Linked DNA regions of Homo sapiens: region 1 is linked to region 2. The links are chromatin loops, found by intact Hi-C in ENCODE. Cell type or tissue: tibial artery. All regions are shown on one strand. Links, peaks and the distances in the headings refer to the core of each region. The heading gives the core; the rest is flanking DNA. Region 1 has its middle 37 kb from the start of LINC02253. Region 2 has its middle 100 kb from the start of LINC02253.

Region 1 (8,349 bases), core at 309-8,308, 62 kb after region 2:
TTAAGGAGGTGCTTAGACCAGTTATATTTAATCTAATTGTTGACACGTTTAGATCAAATCTAACATATCACTATGTTTTTTATTTTTGTCTCATCTATTGAAGTTGATGTGACTTTTTTTCCGAATGCTTTCATTCTTATCACTGATTTTCTGCACTTGAATATAATATGATTTGGTGTAATTTTCTCTTCTTGGCATTAATTGAGTTTTTTGGATCTTTGGGTTTGTAATTTTTATCACATAACAAAAAATGTAATTTCATTGTTTCTTCAGATATCTCTTTGGTATCCCCCTCCTTCTCTCTTTTACAGATTTTCAATTATATATGTATTAGCCTGCTAGAAATTGACCCACAGCTTACTGATACTCTTTCTAAATTTGTATTATATTTCTCTTTGTATTCTCTTTTGAATTGTTGCTATTAGTATGTCTTCAAGTTCATTAATCTTTTCTTCTGTAAAGTCTAATCTGTTGTTATTACCATCCTGTATAATTTTAACCTCAGTAACTGTACTTTTTACCTGTAGACATTCAATCTAAATATTTTTAATATTTGTTATGCTTCTATTTAACCTTATTAGCATATGTACTGCAGCTGTAATCATTGTTTTATGTTCTTGTATGCCAATTCTAATATCTCGATCAGTGCTTGGTCAGTTTCAGTTGATTTATGGTTATATTTTCTAGTTCTTTCTATGACTGGTAAACCTTGTTTGGATGCCAGGCACTGTGAACTTTACCTTCATTGTTTCTTGATATTTTTGTATTCTTATAAACATTTTTTTAGCTTTTTCCTGGGATGCAGTCATTTGAAAACAATTTGACCCTTTCAGCTCTTTATTTTAATATTTGTTACATGGGATTAGGGTTTTGTCTACAGCTACTTCTTTCCCATGATTGAGTAAAGATCTTTCTGAATAATCCACCCAATGCCCATTCTGGCTGATGAAAACAGGAATTGTTTCTGTTTCCATCTGGGCACCAAGCATTGTTCTTTCTACTCTCTTTGGATGGTTCTTTTCATAACGTCATATACAGATTAGCAGTCAGCTGAATACTTAAGGGGATGATTTTGTCTTGAAAATTCTCACCACGTTGGTATCTCAGGCCAATCTCCTTAACTCCGGGAGCCCTCTTCCCTGTGCCATGGCCCAGAAACTCATTCAAGGCGGGAATCTGGGGCAGTCATCGGGCTCACCTTCATTATTTACCATTTCTCAGGGATGACTGTTCTTTCTTTTCTAATGTCCAGTGTCTTGAAAAACCACTGATTCAAGCCATTTTTCTTTCTATTTACTTATTTTTGGTTGTTCACGGTGGGAGGATCAATTTTATTCCAGTTACTCTCTCCTGATTGGAAACAAAAACCCCAAGACATTCTTTATCAAGTAAATAATTACTAAGGAAGAAAATGTTACCAGAAAAAGGCTTTGTAACACATGAGAAATAATGAATAAGAATAATGATGAGGGTGATTATATTTGTATATCTTTTCACAATATGCTTGCAATGACCCATTTTACATTTTCACAAAGTAGGTCCACTTTTTAAATAATTTAGTGACCGAATAACTTGGCATATAAATAAATTTATTTTATACATATATTATTTGCTAAGAAGACAATCAAGTTTTTAAAGATATGAACGTAGTTTTACAATGTAAACACAAATGACCAGCTGCAAATAAAATGGCTTTTTTGTTGTTGTTGTTATTCTTTTTCTTTTTTGAGATGCAGTCTCGCTCTGTTGCCAGGCTGGAGAGCAGTGGCACGATCTCAGCTTACTGCAACCTCTGCCTCCTGGGTTCAAGCAATTCTCCTGCCTCAGCCTCCCAAGTAGCTGAGACTACAGGCACACGCCATCACGCCCAGCTAATTTTCTGTATTTTTAGTAGAGACGGGGTTTCACCATATTGGCCAGGATGGTCTCCATCTCTTGACTTCCTGATCCGCCCACCTCGGCCTCCCAAAGTGCTGGGATTATGGGCATAAGCCACAGTGCCTGGCCATAAACTGTGTTGTTAAGCAATTTTTTGTTTGCTTCTAGATTTAGAATATTGCTTGTACAACAGTAATCTCTTAATAACACTTTATCTTCTTTTATGCATTCCTTTATCTTATCTAAGTCAGTCAGTCTTCATGTAGTCCACTATAATGGTGAACATTTCACTTTTGCTGATAATGCAAATATTCACATACAAACCAAGTCCTAGGAATTTCTCCCCAAGTAAAGAAACTTTGGTCATAATGTCTGTGTTGCGATGAGCAGATGAAACATTTCCATTCTTAATATATTTATTACCATAAAGAGGAAATAATATGTTTCTACATTTCAGAAAGTAGTACTAGGTTGGTGTAAAAGTAATGGTGGTTTTTGCCATTACTTTAAAATTTTCAAAACATGGGAGCTTCTGGGCAAGAATCATGTTATCTGTCGTGGTTTCCAGAAAAGCCAGATAGATATAATGAGTAATCTTCAATGTCAGCATGAAGCAAATTACTCAATTACTAATGGCCACATTTCTTTGAATTTTTATATTTTACGACTTACTTTTTGAGATAACTGGTAGGAAAATCCTTCCTTTGAGTAAATATATTTGTACAACCATGTAATGAAGCAGAGAATAGCAGCTATCATAAGAATTGGTGATTTATGCAGTCACTTTAGACCCCAATTTTTAGACCTAACAATGAATCTATAAATACATCATCGTATAATTCCACTGCCAGTTTTGGTGAAGTGGTTCTTGCTTAATATGGTTGCTAATAACATACTAAATTTGAAATCTGGATTACCCATAAAACGTAGGGAAAGATCTAGAAAGGAGATTTCTGAGTATAGAGATGAATAAACAATACAAAATTGCTAGGAAACAGCCACCACTCAGAAGAAAAAACATTCTGGATATTAGTACGCAAAAGGGCACAGCATGGTATTTTTGAGTTGTTTTCATACCTCCTGAACAAGGCAGAAGAATTTGCCTCCTTTCCAAGAATTCTGTATGGAGCCATAATCCTAATGCAAAAATTTATAATTAAAAAAAATTTCTCTCTAGGCACTTCTCCACTGTAGGGAGTTTATTTTTGTTTTTGTTTTGTTTTTATGCCCTAATTCTTAGAGGAGATAAAAGATTCTCTATTATTATAGAAAAAGTGAGATGGGAAACCTTGAGTATAGTAATAAACTATATGGGAAATGAAATTGTTTATTTTAGCAACCAAATAAGGGCTTGCTTTGATTATACACAGAATAAATCTAAGATTGGCTTTCTGCTCTACCAGTCTGAGTTTACATAAAGACGTGCTTTTAACACCTCTATAAATACTGCTAATATCAGGGGGGACATGATTGGTTTAGAGATAAGCACTGTTGAGATGCAACCTGGGATGATCTTATACAGAATCAGTCACCAGAAAAAGTATTCAGAGCTGACCTCCCACTCCCACTGCCCAAGCCCAGATCACTCCCACGCATCGTGATGAAATACTGAGACGCAGCAGGTGTTAGACTTAATTCTCGGGAGAAATCCTATTTAGAAAAGAAAATGAATAAATAAATATATGAATGAAAAGAAGGCAGGAAGCCAAAACACATGCCCCCGGCTGCCTCTATCTGATGCAAATTACACATAGGGGCCTTCCTCACAGACAGCCCAAGCTTACTTCTCTTCAAAACGTCAAGAGAGTTAACATGGGAGAATGGAGAATCATCCCATACACTTTGAGTTGCCAGCTGCAAAGTGTTTCTTGAACAGCAATTAAACACATGCTGGGGGACCATCACAAGGGCCAGAGCCAGGGAGCTGGTGCCACTGACGTGAGGATTCTCAATCTCAGGGTCCTCGGGCTGCAACTTGCCAGGGTGCGGGTGTCACAGGGCTGAAACCCATTCCCAGGCGCTGACCTCCCCTCTGTTGAAATGGATTTGTTCTGTCACGTGCAGCGAAGACCTCTTCATGTGTCAGGTGCACCCCATAACCTTTGTGCTAATTCCCATGACATCCTCTGTGTCTCACTGTAGGATTCTGTGAGCAGGTCTTTCCAAGAGCAAGGAGAACAAAAGATTCTTCGGCACATCTGAAGAGGGCTGGTTGAGTGTGCCTGAATGTAGGGTCATGGTTTGAAAAAGGCTGAGAACCCCCTACCTTGCACTAAAACGTTTTCAATACACTGAGACACATTTTTTTTTAAATGTGCTCCTATAAGCCATGTTAGGCCCCGTTCATTTGTGTATTCAGTTCAATTGCATCTGAATCAATTGGTTCCCAAATGAGTGAATACAAGAAAATCTAAGATGTCATTTTCACTCTCTTATTTTCTTCTCTTTTAAAAACTATAAATTAAGCCATCTTGGATCAAAACTGTGTTGTAGATCAGAGGATTTCAGAAGGGAAAAGAGTACTACAATAATTATACGCCGATTCCAGCATAATTCACACGTAAAACCCTCTGAGGGTTAAACATTCTCTGCAGATAATTTCTTTAGCTATTTCTTAAAACTAAAGATTGCAGTAATATAGCAGTCATGTAAACACTGGTTGGAAGAATAAGCATTTTCTTTAGCTCAGTTCATGTATATTGTAAATCACTGTAACAGCTGTTTACTTGGTGTATCAATGAGGGCTCTAAACAGGAAATGAAGTTGTGTGTGTGTGTGTGTGTGTGTGTGTGTGTGTGTGAGTGTATGTGTTTTGCTTATATTGTACTGTAGAAACCAAAGGTTTATCTCAATTGAGGAATGCCTAAATGCCTAACAAGTATACGTAGAGATGTAACATATAAATTTATGTAAATATGAAACATCTTTGGGATCTAGGAATAATCTATGATATCAATGTTAATATTTGCAGCAATTACAAATTTGCCTCCCTTTTCAGCCCCTGTGATAAATACTTAATTTGGAATATTTACTCATTTTCATTGATGGGGCTAAAAAACAGATCATGATTAAAGTGACAATCTGAAAAAAGTTCTTATCAGAAAATCATCACTATAATTTTGTCATATAATTTTAATAAGTTAATTTAACTTATTTTAATAATCTATACAATATAACCATTACTAATACTTTATTGGTAATAATTATTAAATTATAGGTAATTATTATTGATAATTAGAATACTTTATTCAATTTAGGAAATTTAAAGTTGGCTTATTTATTTTAAACCTATATAATCTTAATTCTTCTAACGACATGGCTGAGCACTCTATATGACCTGGCATCATGCTAGCCACAGCCCACATGTCATCACTAAACCTCACAAAACCATGTTTTATTTGGATTATTACCCTTATTTGGTGGTAAGCAAGTGAAACTCATAGAGTTTACGTAACTAGCGTAAGGGCATAGAGCTAGAAAGCAGAAGATCTAGGCGTGAATTTTGTTACAGTATTATATATATATGTTGTTGCAAAAGTAATTGCAGTTTTTGCCATTACTTTCAACAGCAAAGACCGCAATGACTTTTGTACCAACCTAATAGCAAATCTGGGTCTGTGCATTTCACAATGACAATAAGAATTTGTTGATCGAGGTTTTAGTACGACTTAATCCTATATAACATTAAATGTAATATTCTCTAGAGCAGCGCTTTGTGTCTATCTTCACATTTAGTTACTCCATTAGGGAACAGCCACTGTAGTTGTGCACTGCTTCCAGCTCCTCTGAATTCCTCAATGTGAAGACAGAAGGCTTCCTATGAAGATCTGAACATTAAAGAACTGGTAGCTGCCTCCACTCAATGCAGATTATGATGGATATTGTGGACTTATAGTTCTATTGGTGGCTCTTAGTAGTTGCCAGGGGACTTATCTACATGGCGACAGCAGTGGATTCTGATAAATATAATATCCATTGTGACTAAGTGTTGGAATTGAATTTGCCTATTGTCAATTTGGTAGTGCTTTTTATAATCAAAATGGCCATTGTCATTGTTGCCTAGTAATTAATGTTGCTGAAAATATATCGCATAACTTTTCAAATATTTTGTTTGGCAAAACCAAAGATGGGTTTTGCAAACACTAGCTCCCTTAATTCTTGAGCCCATGTGTACTTTTAAGAAATAGTGAATCCATATGTTCCTGGTGTGTTTACATTTAACTCACCAAACTGTTGCCTTATGGGAATTATATTGATGTCCAAAAGTCCTTTAAACATTATTTTACAAGTGTCTTTCCTTTTATAATGCTATCATCCAAGAAAATGAATCAAAAGAAAACACTATATGTGCACCACCAAAACTCCAAGAAGGACTTCAAGCTGGCACTCATCTCCCTGCATTACTAATAAGTTTTGTTACTATTGAAATTGGAATTGCTGCCACATATTGAAATAAAGGGATGTAATTTTAAGGCATATTAAAATTTTGGATAGATCATTGTTTAAATATGAAATTTCTAGCAGAATAGAAAACACATTATACCTTTATAGAACTGACAAATCTAAAGTCTTTCAAATCAACTAATTCTCAGCAAAACTAGACCCAGTCAAAAAAAAAAAAAAAGGAAAAAGGTGAAAGTGCCCAATTCAGGTTTGTTTATTCCAATGACATATACCTTCTAAGCCAAAGTGATCCTTATTCATGCACAAGGGGATAGTTTAATTACCTGATTTTCTGGAAATGCCTTCAACCTGATGCAAATTTTAAAAATGAACATGTTGTAACTATAGCACTTTTCAAAACGCAAGAAAACAATTTCTGGCCTCATCAGCCCTAGGACAACATTATGCAGTCCTTAGGAGGGGAGAGAATTTTAGAGAATATATGATATATTAGGGAGTGAATGATTATTCACAGCCATGAGGCCAGCCCATGTTTCAATAAGACAAATTGCTGTGGAGTGTTCTGGTGGCAACCAATGATAACTCATGATCCTGAGACAGAGTGGGTGAAAATTACAGAGAATTGATGAAAATCAGGAGCAAGAGGACAAATGGCTCTAAAGAGAAGAATCTGTGATTATTATTTCCTAATCCTTCAGTCTGATAGAGCTTGAATCTATTTCCTTTGAAAAATCTATAGAGTGATAGACACTATATGTCAGCGTGAAAATGGCTGCATTTGTTTCTTGCCAATGGCAAATGATTAACTTTTCAGTGTGGATGTAGGAATCAGCCCCCAAGGGAAGATGCATTTCCAAGGAGATGGCTCATATGGTTTGCAGCCTTCCCATCAGTCAAGTGCATCCTCAGAAATCTAGGAGCTACAGACACTTCAGTCCCATCTACACTATTATCAAAAGAGCCGCTGAGTTCCATACTTTTAAAAGAAACACAATTTGTTTCCCATCTCTGAAACAAATGTGTTTCTTTTAAAAGTTTAGATGGATTTCCTAAATAATGAATGATAATTGTTATTTTATAGTTGTTAGTGTAATGAATTTATTTGGGAATGAGAAAGAACATTGAAAACTCAGGTAGGATTTATAGTGAATACAATATGTACATGATGGAGTCTTCAAAATTACTGATGGCTTGGGATCATAAGCTAGTTTAAGTAGTTCCCTGTGTAACTTGGACATGCTTTCTGGAATTGTTTAAGACAGTGTTATATAGCAAGATGCTTCCTGGAATATGTTCTGCGGTCACTTTATTTTGTAACCTCAAGATTAGTCATCAAGGTTACTGTCACATGTATTTTTCTATTCTTCCTTAAGGAGTAATTAGGCCAAACACCAGTGTCTCTGAGTTTTCCTTAACTTTTGAAAAATTGAAAATAGTGCTTAATCTAGCTTTAATTCACATTTGAGTGTTTATACACGATTAGTATCTGAATAACCCACATTCAACTACTGGTACTCGATAGCCCCACGTTGTCATTCTGAAATTTATTTGTACTTATTATAATTTAAGTAATATGGTTAAAAAAACTGTTTTGCTCCTAAATTGGCTCATTTAGTTTAAAGATGCATCATCAGTGATACGGGTTCTTAATTCAGTCCTACACTCAGGTGAATCTTAGATAATTCATCACGGAACTTGGCTTTAAGGTAAGAATTTGAGTGCTCTATTTAAAAACATTAGCATTGCTTCCAAGTCATTTGTATTGGACTTTTCCAAAAGTACATAGTAAGCCATCATGGAAATTTTGGGAGGAAAAAGTAAATGTGAACATTCTTTTAAAATCAAATAAAATCATGATGCTGAAGCAGTGCCCACTGGCCTCCTTCCCCTGTGAGGGTGGAAGCTTGCTCACAGTCCTGCTGAGAGGCCGCAACATGCCCTTGCAGTGCTAGTCAAGCCCCTCTCTAGCGAAGTATGGCCCAGAATGTGCCCTGGGGCATTTGGCTGATCCTTTCTAAAAACCCCAAAGAATACAGTGAGCAATGCTCATTTCAAGATAGGCACGCC
Region 2 (8,349 bases), core at 189-8,188:
TGGGACTGCTAATGTGTGTGTGTGTGTGTGCGTGTGTGTGTGTGTGTGTGTGTGTGTGTGTGTGAGACACAGAGAGAGATTTGAACATGCCACAAAAATGGCTTAAATCTCAATGCTGATTTTAACAGAGTGTAGTTAACCTACTCCAATTAACCCTTGTAGACATAATTAGCTCTCTGGGAACTACCCAAATTCTATCAGAAGGTGATGGGGAAATTCACTGTGAGGGTTCTGTATCACCTAAAAACCAGGATCTGAGATTCCTGTGAAAAGCAGAATCAGGTGGAGATGTTATTCAGACCCTGGGGCCAGGAACAAGAGAATCCAATGAGATCCCGTGTCCTCTGGAGGGCAGGGCTCCCGAGGACAGCTCCACTTAGGCCTAAGTTGGAAAAGCCAACTTGAGGGCACTGACAGAACCCCTAATTGCGTGATGCCAAGACAAAGATGATTTATATAGAAAAGAAATCTTTAAAAGTAATAAGTACCAGCAATTGTACAAAATATTTAGATAGAATCGTAGATTGTTAGACTTGGGAAATGTATAGTTAGAATTAAGTTTTATAGGTGAGGAAAGTAAGTCCCAGAGTTGTTAAGGGACCAGTCTAAAGTGACGCAGCAAGTAAGTTAGAAAATGTATATCAAAGGAGAGCTCAGGTTTCTTGATGGCTTCTCTGGGTTACTTGTCATGAACTCACATTACCTCCTTTCATAGTTTGCTTCTGGTAGATTATTTCGGATCTGTTCCGCTGGAATTTAGATATGTATTGCACATGCCAATTTTTACAGTACTTTGCAGTTTTGTTTATAGGTTGCACTGTTGGATTTATGTTACTTGGTGGGTCTAGTTCATATCTAGTTGTCCCTGGTTAACCACAGCAAATACGTTCCAAGGTTCCCAGTGGATGCCTGAAGCCACAGCTAGTACTGAACCCTGTATGCAGTGTTTTTTTTTTCCTACATACATACCCACAATAGAGTTTAATTTTAGTAAGAGATGAACAATAATAACTATAATAAAATAGAACAGTTATAACAATATATTCTCATGAAAGTTATGTGAGTGTGGTCTCTCTCTCTCACTCCTCCCCCATCTCTCTATCTCTCTCATATCTTATTGTATTTTACCTCAGGTAGCTAAAAGCGTGGAAAGTAAAACTACAGTTAAAGAGAACTACTGTACTCCTGGAAATGGCCAGGCTCTTAGTAAATGCTACTAAAACCTAATATATGTACTACAACTGAGGGATAACAAACCTAAAGCGTGTGGTATTAATCTTGCTAAGTGCATGAAAACAACATGGAAAATTACCACATTGGTCTGGTGAAATGAGATGTGACATTAATGTTGTCATATGTGTATAATCACTGATCTTATCTTCAGGCAGAGGATATACTATTGAAAGATACATACATCTAGAAAGTTATTACGGCCCCCAGTGAAATTAAATAGTAACCTGCAGACTGAAAACTTCTCACCCTGATAGTCTAGTGCCACATCTAATTTTTATCAGAATGCTCATTGTCAGTCAGGGGATAACGGATCCTCAGTCCTCCAGGTCATCTGCAGCTTTCCCCAGTCTTCCCTCCTGTGCCATCACAGATCCTAGATAAATGTTATTAGTTTCTAGTAATTTATTGCTGAAATAAATTACCACAAACTACGTGGCTTAAACCCACCAAAATTCATTATCGCACAGTTCTGGAATCCAGGAGTCTGAAATCAGTATCACTGGGCTGAAATCACGGTGTTGATAGGGCAGAGGGAATCTTTTCCTTTCATCTACCAACTTCAGGTGGCTGCTAGCATTCCTTGGCCTGTGGCCACATCACTCAAATCTCTATCTCTGTCTTCACATCATATTTTCCTCTACTTGTATTCAAATATATCTGTGCCTTTCTCTTATGAGGACAGTTTTGATTACATTTAGAGCCTCCACCAAATAATTCAGGACAATCCTCTGATCAGGGTAGGGGGGGCAGTCTTAATCTAATCATACCTGCATAATCTTAGCCATAGAAAATAACCTCATAGGGATTAGGACCTGCTATCTTCCAGGATCATTATTCAGCCTACTACAAAAGTCCACATTGTCTTCTGGGCTTACACAGGGAAACACAGAGGCAAAACACGGGAAGTCTAAATTCTGCTTGAAAAGCTTGACAGCATTTACTACCTGGAAATTATATGAATCATAAAGAGGAGATTTGGGAGTGATATTTTTATAGATAGTCTGATACTATTAAATCCATATGAGAGACTGCTTTTCTCTGGCAAAGGGGTATAGATAGAAAATAAAGAAGTACAAAGCTGAGCCGCTAAGCCCTGGAATTCTTTTTTTTTTTTTGAGTTTGGGTCCTCTGATGCACAGGCTGGAGTGCAGTATACAATCATGGCTCACTGCAACCTCTAACTCCTGGGCTCAAGGAATCCCGAATAGCTGGGACTACAGGTGTGCAACACCATGCTCTGCTAATTTTAAAACTGTGTGTGTGTGTGTGTGTGTGTGTGTGTGTGTGTGTTTGGAGAGATGGTGGTCTTGCATTATTGCCCAGATTGGTCTTGAACTTCTGGCCTCAAGCAACCCTCCCACCTCAGCTTCTCAAAATACTGGGATTACAGGCGCGAGCCACCACGCCTGCTCAGTTCCTGGAGCTCTTTAGGCTTAGAAGTCAAGGAGATAAGGAAGTTTCTGAGAAGCGTTTTCTGTAGGGGAAGCCAGCAAACTAGGAGAAAAGCAAAGTAAGAAGAGCACTCTGTGAAGTCAGCTGGTGCACTTCATCAGAGGAGGACTGAAACAGTTAGCAAAGAGGATGTTGATATGGTTTGGCTGTGTCCCCACCCAAATCTCATTTTGAATTGTAGTTTCTATAATCCCCACATGTCCTGGGAGGGACCTGATAGGAGATACTTGAATCACAGAGGCAGTTACCCCCATGCTGCTGTTCTCATGATAGTGAGTGAGTTTTCATGAGATCTGATGGTTTTATAAGGGTTTTTCCCCCCTTTGGCTAGGCACTTCTCCTTTGTCTGCCATGTAAGGAGGAATGTGTTTTCTTCCCTTTCCGCCATGATTGTAAGTTTCCTGAGGCCTCCCCAGTCATGCTGAACTGTGAGTCACTTAAACCTCTTTCCTTTATAAATTACCCAGTCTTGAGTATGTCTTTGTTAGCAGCATGAGAATGGACTAACACAGATGTCATTGATGAGAACAGTCTTGGGAAATGGTGGGGACAAGCTGGATTAGAGCATAAGCAAGGGGATATGAAAAGAACAACATGGAGCTGGAGCCTCATGACAGGAGGCTGAGGAGGAGGGACACATATGGGAAGTTCAAGGAGAGGGGAATTCTGCTAAGACAATCAGAGAGTGAAAGAACCAGGCACAGCCAGGCACAGTGGCTCATGCCTGTAATCCCAGCACTTTGGGAGGCTGAGGCGGGCGGATCACGAGGTCAGGAGATCGAGACCATCCTGGCTAACACGGTGAAACCTTGTCTCTATTAAAAATACAAAAACATTAGCCGGGCGTGGTGGCAGGTGCCTGTAGTCCCAGCTACTACGGAGGCTGAGGCAGGAGAATGGCATGAACCTGGGAGGCAGAGCTTGCAGTGAGCCGAGATCGCGCCACAGCACTCCGGCCTCAGTGATAGAGCCAGACTCTGTCTCAGACAAAAAAAAAAAAGAACCAGGCACATGCATAGAATTTCTAGGTGCCAGTTGGTGTTAGAGAACATATAAAAAGTGACATTAGTTATCAGCATATGATCCCAGCAATCCTGCTGCTAGGTATTTATCCAAAAGAAGGGAAATCAGTATGTCAAAGAAGTATCTTTGCACTCTGCAAAATCTTGTATAGATAGACAATGGAAGGTTAGTTGGCCAAAAAAGGGGAAATCCTATCATTTGCCACAAGGATGGAGTTTTTTCTCCATCAGCAGAGATTTGTTTCAGACCAGATCCTGAGTAGAAGAGAGGGCTATGGCCAAGATACAAGTTGGGTCAGGTTATATGTAGGTGGGAGGCAAGGTAAAAAATAATTAGGATGAAGGACCACAGAATTGAAGTCAGGAGTGCACAATCATGGCAAACAAGGCCAGCTTCATGGGTATGTGACCTATGCAGTCACACAGGGCCCTGTATTCAGGAGGACCCCATGTTTGGTTTAATACTCTGCAGTTGCCACCTTGAAATCATTAATCATTTTATCTTTGACTCTACGCTTTGGCAGGGATGTCAGAAGAGGCAATGGAACACATAGTAGGAACTTGGAGGCTTGATCCCTTGGCTCATGTACAGTTCAGCCTCCTGCCACCTCCCTGCCTTCAAGGGATGGGTTCTCAGCGGCCCACTTTCCAACTCCATGGCCTCCCAAGACCCACCAGGGCCCCCTCTTCTCACTCTACCTAGCCACCACTACTGCCCCAGCTCCCTGGTGCTCTAGGTGCCAGCCAGACAGTTCCTGCATGCTCCCTTACCAGTTACCAGAACCACTGTCCATCCCTGGCAGAGGCCTGGACCCAGGCTCCAGAGTTGCGCATATGTGACCTGACACATTTTGGGGCAGTGCACTTTAACTCTGTGCTGGCAGTGCCACAGTGCATTTGATGAGCACTTTGCCTCTTGCTCACCCCAATCCACGTGTTGAGTGTATCTTGTTGAAGTGGTTGCCATCTCTTGGGGAACACCCATCGTCTGTGGTTCAGGGTAGTGGGCCTGTTGGGAGGAGAGTTTCATCTCCATGTCCCAGGCTGGGGCACAGCATGTTGCTCAGGCAGCTGGTGGGCCTCAGCACACAGTCACAGGGCATGGTGTCCAGGTGCCTATGAGACTCTGCATTCACCTGAGTCTGAGGGAATGCCACATTAAATCACAATTAAAATAACACCATCACTCATTGTGAGAAAGACCATAGAAGAAAGGAAAATATTTAATGTTTGAATCTTTAACTGCATTGTTTTGCGTTTTCCTTGCTTTTTGTACTAGGGAGCCCATATTTACAATATGCATTAGGCCCCAGAAATGTTGGCAATGCCCCATTGACAAGATCGATGCATTGAACGTGTTAAGAGGGTTGAAGGATCATTGAAAGCAATGTGCTAGAGAAAATGAGGAGGGTGACAGGAGATGGTGGTCAGAGAACATGGAGGAGGAGGCTGCAGATGACATCACTGGAGTTATGACCATAAGAATGAGTGGTTGAAATATGAAAAAGAAAAAGACCATTGTCAAAAAGTCAAGGCACCAAGAAATTGACTATTAAAAACAATCAATGATGTGAATATTGAGGAACTATGATATAAGTAGGATTAATAGGGGTAAATTTTCAAGAAATATGGGGAACCCTGGGAGTTACAGGGAGTTGTTACAATTAAAATGCCCATTTTTTCATTACATTTTCATTCAACATTTGGAGTTAATAAATTGTTTTACAGCTATTCATTCAGATCTTAAGTTCTTCTCATTTTTTCTGGGACAAGAATAAAATATTAAGATAATAAGATAGAACTACTTGTTTTTCTTTTTAGAAGACATTATTAAGAAAATGAAAAGACAAACCACAGGCTGTGGGGAAGTATTTGCAAGATATGTGTATTAGTCCATTCTTGCATTGCTATAAAGAACTACCTGAGACTGGGTAATTTATAAAGAAAAAAGGTTTAACTGGCTCGCAGTACAACAGGCTATAGAGGAAACATGGCTAGGGAGGCCTCAAGAAACTCAAAACACCATGGCGGAAGACAAAGGGGAAGCAGGACGTACATGGCTGGAGCAGGAGGAAGAGCACAAAGCGGAAATGTTGCACACTTTTAAACAACCAGATCTCATGAGAACTCACTCACTATCACAAGAGCAGCAAGGGTGAAAATCTGCATCCATGATCCAGTCACCTCACACCAGGCCTCTCCTCCAACACTGGGGAATATAATTCAACGTGAGATTTGGGAGGGGGACACAAATTCAAAATATATCAACATGTTATCTACAAAGGTCTTGTATCCAGACTACATAAAGAAATGTACAAAGAACCTTTGCTACTCAATAAAAGGGCCAACAATCCAATAAAAATACAACAAATGAATAAGCACATTGGAAGGTGTTCATGAAAACTAAAACCAAATGAGATATCACAATAAATCTACTAAAATGATGAAACTAAAGAATATGGACAATACAAAATGCTGATGAAGATGTGGAGCAACCTGAACCCCTTACAATGCTGATGAGAATGCAAAATAGTAGAAAATTGTTGGTTGGTTTCTTATAAAATTAAACACTCATTGCCCAAGGCCTTGGGAGATCACCTCTGGCACTAGTGTGCCCTAGATGTGGGACGTGGAGTCAAAGGAGATTATTTTGGGACTTTAAGATTTAGTGACTGCCCTGCTGGGTTTCAGACTCAACTGGGGGCTGTATCCCCTTTCTTTTTGCTCATTTCTCCCTTTGAGAATATGAATGTGATATGGTTTGGCTGTGTCCCCACCCAACTCTCATCTTGAATCATAACGGTGAAGCCAGGTAAAGATAACTGAATCATGGGGTGGTTTCCCCTTATTGTTGTCATGGTAGTGAATAAGTCTCAGGAGATCTGATGGTTTTAGAAATGAGAGCTCCCCACACAAGCTCTCTTGCCTGCTGCCATGTAAGATGTGACTTTCCTCCTCATTCACCTTCCTCCATACACAGTTGTGAGGCCTCCTCAGTCATGTGGAACTGTGAGGCAATTAAACCTGTTTCCTTTATAACTTACCCAGTCTCAGGTATGTGTTTATTAGCAGAGTTAAAACAGGATAGTACAGAATGTTTACCCAATGCCTGTATCTTGGAAGTAAATAATGTGTTTTGATTTTGCAGGCTTGTAGGTGGAAGAGACTTGCTTTGTCTCAGATGAGACTATGGACTTTGGGCTTTTGAGTGATGCTGAAACAAGCTGAGACTTTTTGGGGGCTAGTGGCAGAAGATGGTTGCATTTCGCCATGTAAGAAGGATATGAGATTTGGGGGCCAGGGACAGAACAATATGATTTGGATCTCTGACCCCATAAAATCTCATGTTGAATTGTGGTCCCCAGTGTTGAAGGTGGGACCCTGTAGGAGGTGACTGGATCACAGGGACAGATTTCTCATGAATGGATAATGCCATCCCCTTGGTACTGTCTTCACTATAGTGACTTCTTGTGAGATCTGGTTACTTAAAAGTATGCGGCACCTCCCCACTCTTTCTTTTGCTCTTGCTCTCACCATATGACATCTCTATATCTGCTTTGCCTTTCACCATGAGTAAAAGCTCCCTGAAGCCTACCCAGAAGCTAAGTAGATGCCAGTACTATGCTTGTACATCCTATACAACTGTGAGCCAATTAAATCTCTTTTCTTTCTAAATTACCCAGTCTTAAGTATTCCTTTATAGCAATGCAAGAACAAGCTAATACACTCACTTCCATGACCCCTATATCCCACTCTTAGATATTACCTAGTGAAGGCATGTGTACACACAAAGATCTATATGCAAATGATTATTAATAATAACCCCAAACTGGAGACAATGGAGTTTCCCAAACACGAATCCAATGAATAAAAATAAAAATGGTGGTCTACCCATAAAATGGAATACTACGTAGCAATAAAAGAACAAGCTTCGGCTATATGCATCAAAATAGGTAATTCTCAAAAGTATTCGTAATATGCTATATGACAAAAGCCAGAAAGAAATGGCTACATATTGTATCATTTTATTATATGATGTATGGGTTAAATTGTATTCCCTAAAACTTATGAGTTGAAGTCCTAACCCCCAGTCCCTTAGAATGTGACCTTACTTGGAGATAGTCTTTTACAAAAGTATTTAAGTTAAAATCAGAAAGTTATTAAGATGGGCCCTAATCTAATATGATGGGTGTCCTTATTGAAAGGGGAAATCTGGGGACAGACACAATGTCAAGACATGCTGAGAGAAAAGCCACCTACAAGCAAAAGAGAGAGGTGTAGAACAGATTCTTCCCTCCAGGACCTCAGAAGATACTAATTTATCTGACACCTTGTTCTCAGACTTCTGGCCTCTGGAATTGTGAGACAATACATTTCTTTTGTTTAAGCCACCCAGCTTGTGCTATTGTGTTATGGCAACCCTAACAGACTAATACCGGTTGACTTCTGAATAGAGCAAAACTATAGTAAGTGAATCAGTAAGTGTTTTCCAGGGATAATGGAGAGGAAGAGGTTTACTGCAAAGGGGCATGAGAAACTTTTCTCGATAATGCTGATTGATAGTGGTGGTGGTTATATGATTATACATAGTTATAAAAGCTCATCAGACTTTTATATCCTACAAGGATGAATTTTACTCTAT

The links. A loop is a pair of places that touch in the nucleus more often than their neighbours do. Peaks named below come from ENCODE experiments on the same cell type or tissue, not always from the same donor. Only the 100,000 strongest peaks of a DNase experiment are listed, where the experiment ranks them.
Region 1: a loop joins it to region 2, with 4 times the contacts of the local background. A loop is called at or near these places in 2 of 110 quality-filtered maps.

Annotation. Positions count from the first base shown.
Region 1 is chr15:97,192,773-97,201,121 of GRCh38, forward strand. No RefSeq gene overlaps it. Among named protein-coding and RNA genes, the nearest start is that of LINC02253, 37 kb to the right of the region's middle. In tibial artery, for the core only: no CTCF peak of the experiment used is centred there; a DNase peak (open chromatin) is centred at 3,859.
Region 2 is chr15:97,130,592-97,138,940 of GRCh38, forward strand. No RefSeq gene overlaps it. Among named protein-coding and RNA genes, the nearest start is that of LINC02253, 100 kb to the right of the region's middle. In tibial artery, for the core only: no CTCF peak of the experiment used is centred there; no DNase peak of the experiment used is centred there.